2 separate regions of the Mus musculus genome follow, and region 1 is linked to region 2. A link is a loop called in an ENCODE intact Hi-C map of the cell type or tissue named here. Cell type or tissue: gastrocnemius. All regions are shown on one strand. Each heading gives the region's core, and the rest is flanking DNA. Links, peaks and the distances in the headings are about the cores only. Region 1 has its middle 15 kb from the start of Gm19424. Region 2 overlaps Slit1 (slit guidance ligand 1).

What was found. Peaks named below come from ENCODE experiments on the same cell type or tissue, not always from the same donor. Only the 100,000 strongest peaks of a DNase experiment are listed, where the experiment ranks them.
Region 1: a loop joins it to region 2, with 5 times the contacts of the local background. A loop is called at or near these places in 22 of 42 quality-filtered maps.

Annotation. Positions count from the first base shown.
Region 1 is chr19:41,758,967-41,764,337 of GRCm38, reverse strand. No RefSeq gene overlaps it. Among named protein-coding and RNA genes, the nearest start is that of Gm19424, 15 kb to the right of the region's middle. In gastrocnemius, for the core only: a CTCF peak has its summit at 2,651 (motif pointing right); DNase peaks (open chromatin) are centred at 266, 1,782, 2,635 and 4,276.
Region 2 is chr19:41,626,745-41,632,115 of GRCm38, reverse strand. It overlaps Slit1 (slit guidance ligand 1), which reads left to right. Exons shown (of 37, transcript NM_015748.3): 21 at 1,220-1,352; 22 at 2,178-2,246; 23 at 4,804-4,875. Among named protein-coding and RNA genes, the nearest start is that of Gm52407, 25 kb to the right of the region's middle. In gastrocnemius, for the core only: a CTCF peak has its summit at 2,440 (motif pointing left); DNase peaks (open chromatin) are centred at 2,429 and 3,018; H3K4me3 peaks cover 444 bases; H3K27ac peaks cover 482 bases.

The sequences.
Region 1 (5,371 bases), core at 49-5,048, 130 kb before region 2:
CTTCCTCCTTCCCTCCTTCCCTTCCTCGCTTATGGCCCCCATACTTCCTCCACCTCCCATTGTCAAAAGTCAGCAGAAAAAAGTGTGGGATATTTTAACTTTTTTTCCACACCGAGTCTTCAAGATATAGCATACATCTTCACAGACATTATATCTCAAGTCAGAAAGCCCATATTTAATTTCTAGTGTTTACTCAACGGACTAACTACATGTAGCCTTCAGGCATAAAGTGGTCCAGTGTGTCTGTAATCACCATTTTGGCCACTAGGTGGCGGAAGCGACCTTTCACTCAACGCATTAGACAGTAAGCTGTAGAAAGGGTGGAGGAAGCCCTGAAATCGTCCTGTCTTTGGCTTATTTTAGACAGAAGTGAACCGAGTTGGATATATCCCACACAATTAAAAATTCTGCCTAGACCAGATGAGTTGTCATACCAGGTGGAAGGAGGGGACTCAGTCCTAAAAATTGTCCTCTCTCTCTCTCTCTCTCTTTCTCTCTCTCTCTCTCTCTCTCTCTCTCACACACACACACACACACACACACACACACACAGATAAACACTCCTTAGTCTAGAATAACACACCTGTTTCCTCCTGTCCTACAGGCTAATGCCCATGTAGAGGACACTCTGTTAAAAGGCAACAAGTTGGGCTGGTGAGATGGCTCAGTGAGTAAGAGCACTGACTGCTCTTACGAAGGTCCTGAGTTCAATTCCCAGCAACCACATGGTGACTCACAACCATCTGTGATAGGATCTGATGTGTCTGAAGTCAGCTGCAGTGTACTTATGTATGATAAATACATCTTTAACAACAAGTTAATGTGCACATTTAAAGCTTAGGCACTAAGATGTAATAGTAGCGAACAGAAGGGGAGTGGTTTTAGAGGAGCAAAGGGACCAACTGAGGTCACTGATGGGGGGGTGGGGAGTGAGGGAGGGGGTGAGGGCGGGCGAGCATAAACAGTATAAAGATATGTATGTGTGTAAATGTCACAATGAAACCTGATATCTTGTATGTAGTAACTACCAGTTTTCAAATTACATTTCTTTATGTGTGTGTGTGTGTACGCACATGCGTGTGTGCTCGTGCGTATGCATGCACACACACCTTGACATGTATGTGGATGTCCAGAGGACAGCCTGGTGAAGTCAATTCTCTCCTTCTACCCTGTGAATGGGGAGTGACTATAGGTCGTCAGCCTTGGCAGCAAGCACCTTGACCTGCTGAGCCATCTTGCTGGACCATAACTAATAACTTTTTAGGACTTAGCAAGTGACAAGTGTTTCTTGTGAGGACCATTTTCTTCAATTAAGGAAATAAAGGCCTGCGGTGATATGAAGGAGCCTCAGCTGTTAGCTGGAAACTTAAGAAAGCCTTCCTTGTTACACTGTCAGCCTACACTGAAGGCCAGTCCTTCCATCCTATTGTGAGTCCTTGCTGGCCTCTGCCACCCTCGTGTCTCCATTCTGTAACAAGAATGAGGAGATGCAGTGGTTAAGAGCGCCAACTGCTCTTCCAAAGGTCCCGAGTTCAAATCCCAGCAACCACATGGTGGCTCACAACCATCTGTAACGAAATCTGATGCCCTCTTCTGGAGTGTCTGAAGACAGCTACAGTGTACTTACATATAATAAATAAATAAATCTTTAAAAAAAAAAAAAAGAATGAGGAGATGTCCCCGAGAGGCAGAGTTCTTTCTGTCACAGGAGCGCTGGTGATCGGCCTAAGGGTGGAGGCTAGTAGCTCAGCCTTGGCGCTGAGTGAGTGGGGGAGGGAAGGAAATGCAGATATTCTGGGGAGGGTGACCACTCAGCCGCCGCCTGCTGGCTAGTCGGTCACACGGGACCTCTTCCACCATGGAGGGAGCATGTTATGTCCTAGTGAGAGGTGCTTATTGGCCATTCCTTCTGAAACACCTCTGCCAGCCCATCTGTGTGCACAAGGTACGCAGGGTGTGTCACCAGCATGCTGTTCCACACAGCATGTTTCTGACCAGGGATCTCATCTTAAGAGTCACCCACAGTCAGCAGTAGATCCGGTGCTTGTGAAAATTTACTAGTTTGACCATTTGCCCCTATCCTAGAAGCAGCTTTGAAGGAGCCGTGAGCTGAAGTAGTAGTACTGGTTGGCCAGGAAAATCAGAGCTTTGTTTTACAGGATGCAGCCTGGACTGGAGGCCTCGCTGTTCCAACCACAGAAACCGAAGGCTGGATTCAGGGGGGCTCCCCTTACCGTTAAGTTACTATCTCCTTCTTGGGGTTGATTGCGGCTCTGCTGTCTCGTGGGTCTCATCCTGATGGGGAAGGTGTCTATGGGGACACACGGTTGACACTGCACTGTTAGGCCTGTGCTGCCTCTGGGCTAGGACAGACTGCCCTGCACAGTTAGGAGAGAGAGCTTAGCGCTGGTGGGCTCTGCTTAGCATTTCCAGAGAAGTGCAGAAGGTAACAAGACGGGCAGCTGGCCACAGCGGAGCTGGGGATGGGCTTTCAGCAGCAGAAGGGCCTCCTCTCCCTGAAGAAACCGTACACCGTAAGAGAGCCGGAGAGGCCTCTGGTAGGTAAGGATGGAGTCTTCCACATGCTGGCGGCTGAGAGTTTTACAACCTCCAGCGGTTGTCCCCAGGAAGTGATGTCACAGTCTGGCCACCAGGGGCCGAGCTGGTGCTGCTCTTTATGTTTGGGGATCTTCGGCCAAGAAGGGAGCTTGCTTGACAAAGGCAAACAGAAAGTACAAGAAGTTGTTTGGTACTGAATATTTCCCATCTCTCTGTCTCTGTCTCTGTCTCTGTCTCTCTGTCTGTCTCTCTCTCTCATTTGTCTGTGTAATGTCTGTCTATCTTGTTAGAGCCAGTCTGAACACTCTACAAGGTCAGGAACTGGGCCTCTTAGCTCCGTTCTGTAACTCCGATGCTCATCCTATAGTAAGTATGCACTAAGGTACTACCTGAATAAGTGAATGGTCTCAAGGAACCAGTGAAGTAGAACTAGGGTCCCTATGGCTGGCCCATGGGGAGAGGCACAAGGGATCACAGAGAGGCTGCATTGCGTAGCCCACAGAGCCTGGAAGTAAACACTCTGGGTTCTGACTCTCAATGGCTAGCCGGAGGAGACAGTATAGGATCCAGGCTTAGCCAGTGGACCTCAAGCTGGGAAAAAGGAGGCAATCCCTGCTCTTTTTGGCTCTTGGCTATGAGACCAGAGCTTCTCTGGTGGCTACTATTCTTTCCTCCTGGGGCAGCTGGCTGAGAACATAAAGCCATATTATAGAGAGAGGAAAAGACTCAGAGATAGATGCGAAGTGAAGGATTGACTGGACCTGAGTTCCTGGATGGGGAAGTGGGGGATTGACTGAGCCTGAGTTCCTGGATGGGGAAGTGAAGGACTGACTGAGTCTGAGTTCCTGGATGGGGAAGTGGAGGATTGACTGAGCCTGAGTTCCTGGATGGGGAAGTGGAGGATTGACTGAGCCTGAGTTCCTGGATGGGGAAGTGGAGGATTGACTGAGCCTGAGTTCCTGGATGGGGAAGTGGAGGATTGACTGAGCCTGAGTTCCTGGGTGGGGAAGTGGAGGATTGACTGAGCCTGAGTTCCTGGATGGGGAAGTGGAGGATTGACTGAGCCTGAGTTCCTGGATACAGTCATCCCTTGAGCTCTGTGGTTTGAAACCACAGAGAACCTTTATCTTGTGTCTGAGAAGTGATGGGCAGTGGGCACACCCACCCATGCTGTTGAAGGAGAAAGAGGGTCAGCAGCCATAGTTTTATCTCATGTTGCACTGTGCTCCTGGTATGTGAGGGCAAGTCTTTTTCACCTGCAGGTCTCATCACCTCCACCCCTACCCCACAGAGAACCTCCTCCCAGCTCCTCAGGTCGGGGATGGGGAGTAATGGGAAGGCACTAAGGTCTGTGATTGACAGGTGTCTGGCATCCCACAATGCTCAGCAAGTGTGAACTGCCTCACCTGGTCTTGTGGGTGGCTTTTGGCCACCAGTAATAGAACAGAGAGATGAGCTTAAAAAATGAAGTCCTTACTCACTGTTCCCAGAAGGCCAGAGGTGGCCCAGGTCCACGGTAGTGGATTCATCAGCTCAGCAGTATCACCGGGGTCTTAGCTTGTCTTTGTTTTGTTTCTTAAGATTATTAGTTTTTGCAGGAGTTGGTATGTGTCCAAGCCACAGCATGTGGGGGCCAGGGGACAGCTTTGTCCAGTCTTTATGTGGGTTCCCTTTCCTGAACAGAGCACTGTGGGAGAATGAAGTACCATGGTTGGCTTAGAGTAATCAAGAAAGATGTCAGGGGCTGGAGAGATGGCTCAGCAGCCATGAGCATTTGTTCAATTCCTGACAGCCACATGGTGGCGGCCTGTAACTGTTCATAACCTCAGTTCCACAGACTCCAGTGTGCTCTTTTGACCTCCAAGAGCGCCAGACACGCACATACATGGTACTCCAGCAGACACTGAGTAAAACACTCACACACATTATTAAAAATAATAGTAAGATGCATCATTAAAAAAGAGAGCGATGCCGGGGAGGGGACTGAACGAAGTTGATTGGTTAGCAAGGAGAGAGGGAGAATGACAGTGGGCTGTGCTGGTCCACGTTTAATAGAGACTATGTAACCTTGGCTAGACTGAGACTATGTAACCTTGGCTGGATTGAGACTATGTAACCTTGGCTGGATTGAAACTTTTGTTATACAGACCAGGTTGGCCTTGAACTCGCAGAGAGCTTCCTCCTGAGCACTGTGGTTGCTGGTGTGACTCTATTTGCTTTTGTGTGGCTGTCTTATTTCATTTGGCTCAATGTCCTTAAGAGTCCTCCCATGCTGTGCCATGTGCCAGAGTTCCCCTCTTCTCCGAGGCTGGATGATGTTAGCTTGCATGTGCATCCCACGCATCATCCATCGTTCTGGTTACTAGACTTCCTCTCTGGGCTCCTGTGAAGGATGCTGCTATGAACGTGGCTGTACATTTATACACTTTGTAGCTTATTGTATCTTTTAAGCCTCTCTTAATGCAAAGATCTGCTTCCCTACAGTGCAGGTTGGAGAAGCCAGGGGCTTTCAGCCCGCAGCTGTCCCCTGATCGTACATGTTACTAACAGAGAGCTCGGCGTGTCCTCTGCCTGTATTTCCAGAGGCTTTGCAACTTGAGGTGGTGATGTTCATCAAGAGGGACATATGTTATTACCATGTGTGTGTGTCGGGGTGGAGGAGGGATGTCAAATCAGTAATTAACTGGTGGATTCAAAACGGTGTTGTTCTAATTGATTGTTCCCTTTTTGTTAATTAGCTTCAGAAGGATCTTTGACAATTGGCCATTGGAGAGCAGCCATGTTCCAACCATGGAACCCCAGGTTGTGTGGG
Region 2 (5,371 bases), core at 65-5,064:
ATCCCAGATTCCCAGCATGGGACAGCCTCTGTGATTCTGCAATACAGTTTCCCTGATCTCTACTGTGTGTTTGCATGTGAGGACACACCCAGGACTTCCCAGGTCCCCAGCAAAAATCCTTTCATCACAAACCCTCCTGGTCTAGAGGGCACCACTGAGCCAGTCCCGGTAGCTTGGTATTTAACAATCCTCCCCGATGATGATTTTTGCACCATGCTACCAGGAACCCCGACATCGATAACTCCTTCTGATCCAGTGTGATGCTCCCTTTAGAACAACTTCCTAGGAAGGAAAAGGTGTGAGTGTTTCTTTGAGCTTTTGCTGCTGAGACAGTGCGACCAATGGCCAGGAGAAGAGCTTCCAGAGGCTGTCGGCCTGCAGCCCTGTCCCTATGCTGCCTTCAAGGGCAGGGAGCTTTGCAGAGTTGCATAGTAAACCACCCTGGATTTAGTTCCACCATCTTTAAAAGGGGTCCATTGTAGCACATCTGCATGGGGTGTTTTGAGGACTTGTAAATTCATCTTTACTTACGATGCGGTGATTAAATAGGGTCAGCTCCTATACCCGAGTCACTGTTGACAGAGGGTTCCTGCTGTCTCTTCATGTTCCCGACAGCTCTGACCATTGACTCTGCTGTACCCCATCATAAGAAAGGTAGAAACACAGGGGGCTCCTTACTGAAGAAGCCAATGATGAATGAAGGGGTCATTGGTCTGCACTGCATTGGCCTGGGTCTCAGCCCTAAGACACTTCATCAGCACGAGGACAAGTCACTCACCCTGTCGAGATCTCAGTGAAATAGAAAATCATTTGCCCTCATCGTCCATCAGACTCCTGAGCTGGGCCAGGTGCTCCACTGAGTGCTCCACTGAGTGGTCGTTGCCAGTGTATCCCCAAGGGGTAACAGTGTTGCAAGGGGAGAAGCTTGACACAGTACCAGGCAGTATTGGGTGCTCAAGAAGTGGTAGCTGTGTCCTCCCCTGCCCGGGGCCACCTTGGGTCTGACGCAGGAAAGAGGTTTCCTCAGATCTGTTTTAATCTGGAAACTGCTCCAGAAGTCTTTGTTCCTGTTGGTGCTAGCCAGCGGCGTGCAGTAAAAAGAGGCTGTGCTGGTGGCCAAGGCTGTGTCAGGGAAGAGATGCTGCCCTGAGGGGTCCTAGAAACTTTCCTAAGGAAACCATGTCCCTGACTGACCAGCGCGTCATTCCTTCCTCCCTAGGCCAGGAGGAGGTGGGCTGCCTGCCCCGCCCACAGTGCCCCCAGGAGTGTGCCTGCCTGGACACAGTGGTCCGCTGCAGCAACAAGCACCTCCAGGCTCTGCCCAAGGGCATCCCCAAGAATGTCACAGAACTGTAAGTAGCCCAGGCTTACGATCTGTTGGCCGTGAGTCAGTAGGACCTGCCAGTGGGAGGAGACACTGATGAGTGGGCGTTGACTGACCGGAAGGAGAGTTAGCCCGGAAAGCTCTGGAAAGGCGACAACCTTTCTCTAGTCCAGTGGTTCTCAACCTTCCTAATACTGTGACCCTTTAATACAGTTCCCCGTATTGTGGTGACCCCCCCCCAGAACCATAAAATTATTTCCGTTGCTACTTCATAACTGTAATTCTGCTACTGTTGTGAATCGTAATGTAAATATCTGATATGCAGGCTATCTGTCTGATACACAACCCCTGTTTTGACCCCCAAAATGGGGTCACGACCCACAGGTTGAGAACCACTGCCCTGGCCTCTTCTCTATAGTTACCTTATGACAAAGTCATGGTAAAGACTCTGCTTTTAAAATAAAGTGTAGCATTGCTTTCCCCACCTCACAATGTTTGTCGGGAAGACATTGTTGATGTCTATAGACATAACCTCCAACACCTCTTCAGCTGTGGTCTCTACAACAAATCCTACATATACAACCCCTCTAGTGAGACTTCTACTCCAGAAGCACTGGGCACATAGAACTCTTGCCGCCTTTGCCTAGTGGCCTGCCTCTCAGGGAAAGCAGTGCCTTATCTTTTCACCCTCTTACCAGCTGGGTGTGAGGTGGCCTGGCCCCTCACCTCCCCTGCACCAATACTCAGCATTGCGCTGCACAATGTTCACAGCTCACGGTGTCTGAGTTCCTGGGTGCCCGCGGGTGTCAATGCGTGTGACAGACACTCTCTCTTCCATGTGTTCTCTCCTCAGCTATTTGGATGGGAACCAGTTCACACTCGTTCCGGGACAGCTGTCTACCTTCAAGTATCTGCAGCTCGTGTGAGTATCCAGGGATCCTGAGGACCCCAGGCCTGCCTCAGAGGCTAGGAGGACCACTGGCACCTAACCACTGTAGCTCCACCTTCCCAGGAGTCTCCCATTTGTGGGCAGATGCTGTTAAGGAATCCTGCCTGTTCCCCATCTCTTCAGGAAACTCCTATACCCAAGAGCTGTTTTGCCATCTGGTGGTCAATCTCAGAATTGCATCCTTTCTGATACCCCCATGGGTTGGCGGGGCAGGGGCAGCTCTGCCCACACCATCTCCCCAAACCTCCCTGTAGACTGGTAATTATTGTTGCTCTGAGCGGACCCTGCAAGCATCCAGGGATGAATAGAGGATGGTGTGGAGCTTTTCAGTTCAGCCCCTGTCCCCAGGCCAGATGTAAAACAAAGCAACTTCCAGTCCACATACTATTTTTTCTTAGAGAAAAACCTGTTTTGCTATTACTGCTTTTCTGCCCTGCGGGAGTCCTGGAAATAAAACCCTTGGATAATAAGGTCAACTCCTCTTAGCTTCCCAGTGTTATTAGGACCTCCTTCAATCTTTTTTTTTTTTTTTTGTCTGCGTATTAGCCAGAGTCTATCAAAGAAGTCCAGAGGACTTTTCGTCATAGTGTGGCTTGGCTCAGAACTCTGGCCAAGTGCAGCGGGGTGGGTCAATGTTAGCCTAAGAACTGTTTTTAATGAGTTTGCTCTCAGTGACAACTGAAACCTGTTGTTGGCGGGTTTGTTCTTAGACAAGGAGCAAGGGTAGAAGTTGGCACGCAGCTTCTTTCCCTGAAAAAAACTTAGCTATGAAAGCCGTGTTGCCACGGGCTGGCAGCATTCCGTGAGAGGCCTGGCCACTTTGCACAGCACTGGCTTACGGCGCTGTGATCCTCCAATTCGGCTGTCTTTGCTCGATGACCAGTGTGCTCTGATCACTTCAGTGGAGCGGGGATGAAATAGTGGCTAGTGTCAAGAGAGAGTCTTTACTCTCCAAGCTCGCCAGCCTTTCTTGTGGTCTAAGGCCTTTGCCAGTAGCCCAGATCTACATGAAGAAGTAAGGACGGAGGGACAGAGCAGGAATGTCAAACTAGCTGCTTCTGTTAGGCTGCCCCACCAGCATGAAAGACTCCACCTCCCCAACACTAGAAAGGAAGGGGCCTCTAGAAATGGGATGCAGAGTTGGGATTCTGTAATAAGGAGGTTTCCTGGGTGCTGAAGACAAGCACCCTGGTTTTATTTATTTTATTTTATTTATTTTATTTTTTTGGTTTTTTGAGACAGGGTTTCTCTGTATAGCCCTGGCTGTCCTGGGACTCACTTTGTAGACCAGGTTGGCCTTGAACTCAGAAATCCGCCTACCTCTGCCTCCCAAGTGCTGGGATTAAAGGCGTGCGCCACCACACCCAGCAGGCACACTGTTAATATCTTTTCATAGCCAAGAGCTGCATGCAGGAGGTGTAGCGGGCAGATCAGGGCCACCCCCCCCCCCAAGGTCATGGATCTCCCTTAGATGGTCTAAGGAGGGTGTAGAAAGAGGTCAGGGGTTCCCTAAATTGCAGGGTGCAGTAGGGTCTAACACAGGCAGCTGAAGATGAGGCCTGAGATGGAAGGAGAGTGCGGTGAGCAGAGGCTGCAAGCTGAAGAGAGGAGAGACCACATGTGGATGCTGACTTGATACAGTCAGGAACTTAGAGGGATGGTGCAGATGGGGAAAGTGATCCAGGACCAGGCCACAACACCAGGGGTAGAAGGCAGCAACGGTCTCAGCCTCAGGCTGCTGGGCTGAGGAAGCACCAGGCCCAGCTCCACTGAGGTAGGGTACCAGGTAGAATAGTGCCCTGGGAAGGTACAGGCTGGGGCCCTAGGGATGGCACCAGCAGCTCAGGACAGTGAGGGCAGCCAGAGGCATCACTGGGGATACCCAGAGTGCACTGGAGGAGTGCAAAGCTGGGAGCTTTTATGTGGTCCTGAGGCTTGTGCCCACCAGGGATTAGAAGATGGGTCCCAGGGGAGGAGGACACAGACACAGTCAGGGGAGGTGGAAGGGTGTATAAGAATGGCCTCTGTACCTAGCATGGCCATTCGCTGTAGGAGAGATTCAGTGATGGGTGGGGCCTGGCCCTCCTCTGGCCAGCTGGGTGGCCCTTTGTGAGTTAATCACTCTGAAGACTCCAGATCTTTCTATGTAAAATGGGATTTCACGCTGTCTCATAGGTTTGGTGGCTAGTGTTGGAGGCACAGGGGACGGTGCTTACCAGAAAAAGGGCTGCTGATTCTGGTTGGTAGATGTTGGTCAGTGCCCTCAGAGGGCACTTCTATTGCAGAAAGGGTCAGGAGCCAGCTGTATCTACGTAGGGAAGGTGGGAGGCAGAGAAGGAACAGAGGGAGCTTAGTTGTCAATTGCAAATCCAGTTCCCACATCCTCACCAGAGAGGGAGCCTTGCCCTCCCTGCTGGGGAAGGGCCAAGAGCAGAGGGGATGGGGTGGGAGGAAGAGGAGAGGCTCCAGACGGCACCCAGGGGCAAAGCCTTCTTTCTTTACAAACAAAGATGTTCTTGCTTCTTTCCAGGGACTTGAGCAACAACAAGATCAGTTCCTTGAGCAATTCTTCCTTCACCAACATGAGCCAGCTGACCACGCTGTGAGTGCCTGCCAGCAGGGCCGGGCGGGCACAGGGATATGGCATCAGGCTGTGCTGGCATCACTGGGATCACATGCAGGTGCCCCTTCCCACCAGAGAGGGGCCTGAGAGCCTACAGACTACATGACACCCAGCTTTTGGCCATTGTCAAATGTAAAAAAAAAAATATAGCACACACATGGCAAATATAAGCAATGCGGGCTAATGCCTGTGGCCAATGGCTTGGGATATTGTAGAAGCCAGCATGGGGTTTCTTAGCACACGGGCACAGCATTTTCAGAGGGTCTGATCTCACAACAATCTGAGCTGAACACAACCCTCACAACCCTCAGTAGTAGACTGGGTAAGGAAGGTGTAGTGAAGGCATACATAGGCATGAACATGGCTAGAACCCCAGTTGTCACCAAGGAACTGATCACAAGGACAGAGTAAGGAAAACAAGCCAAACATAAAAGTCTCTTCCAAATGACCTAACTCCTTGAGTTACACATCTTGT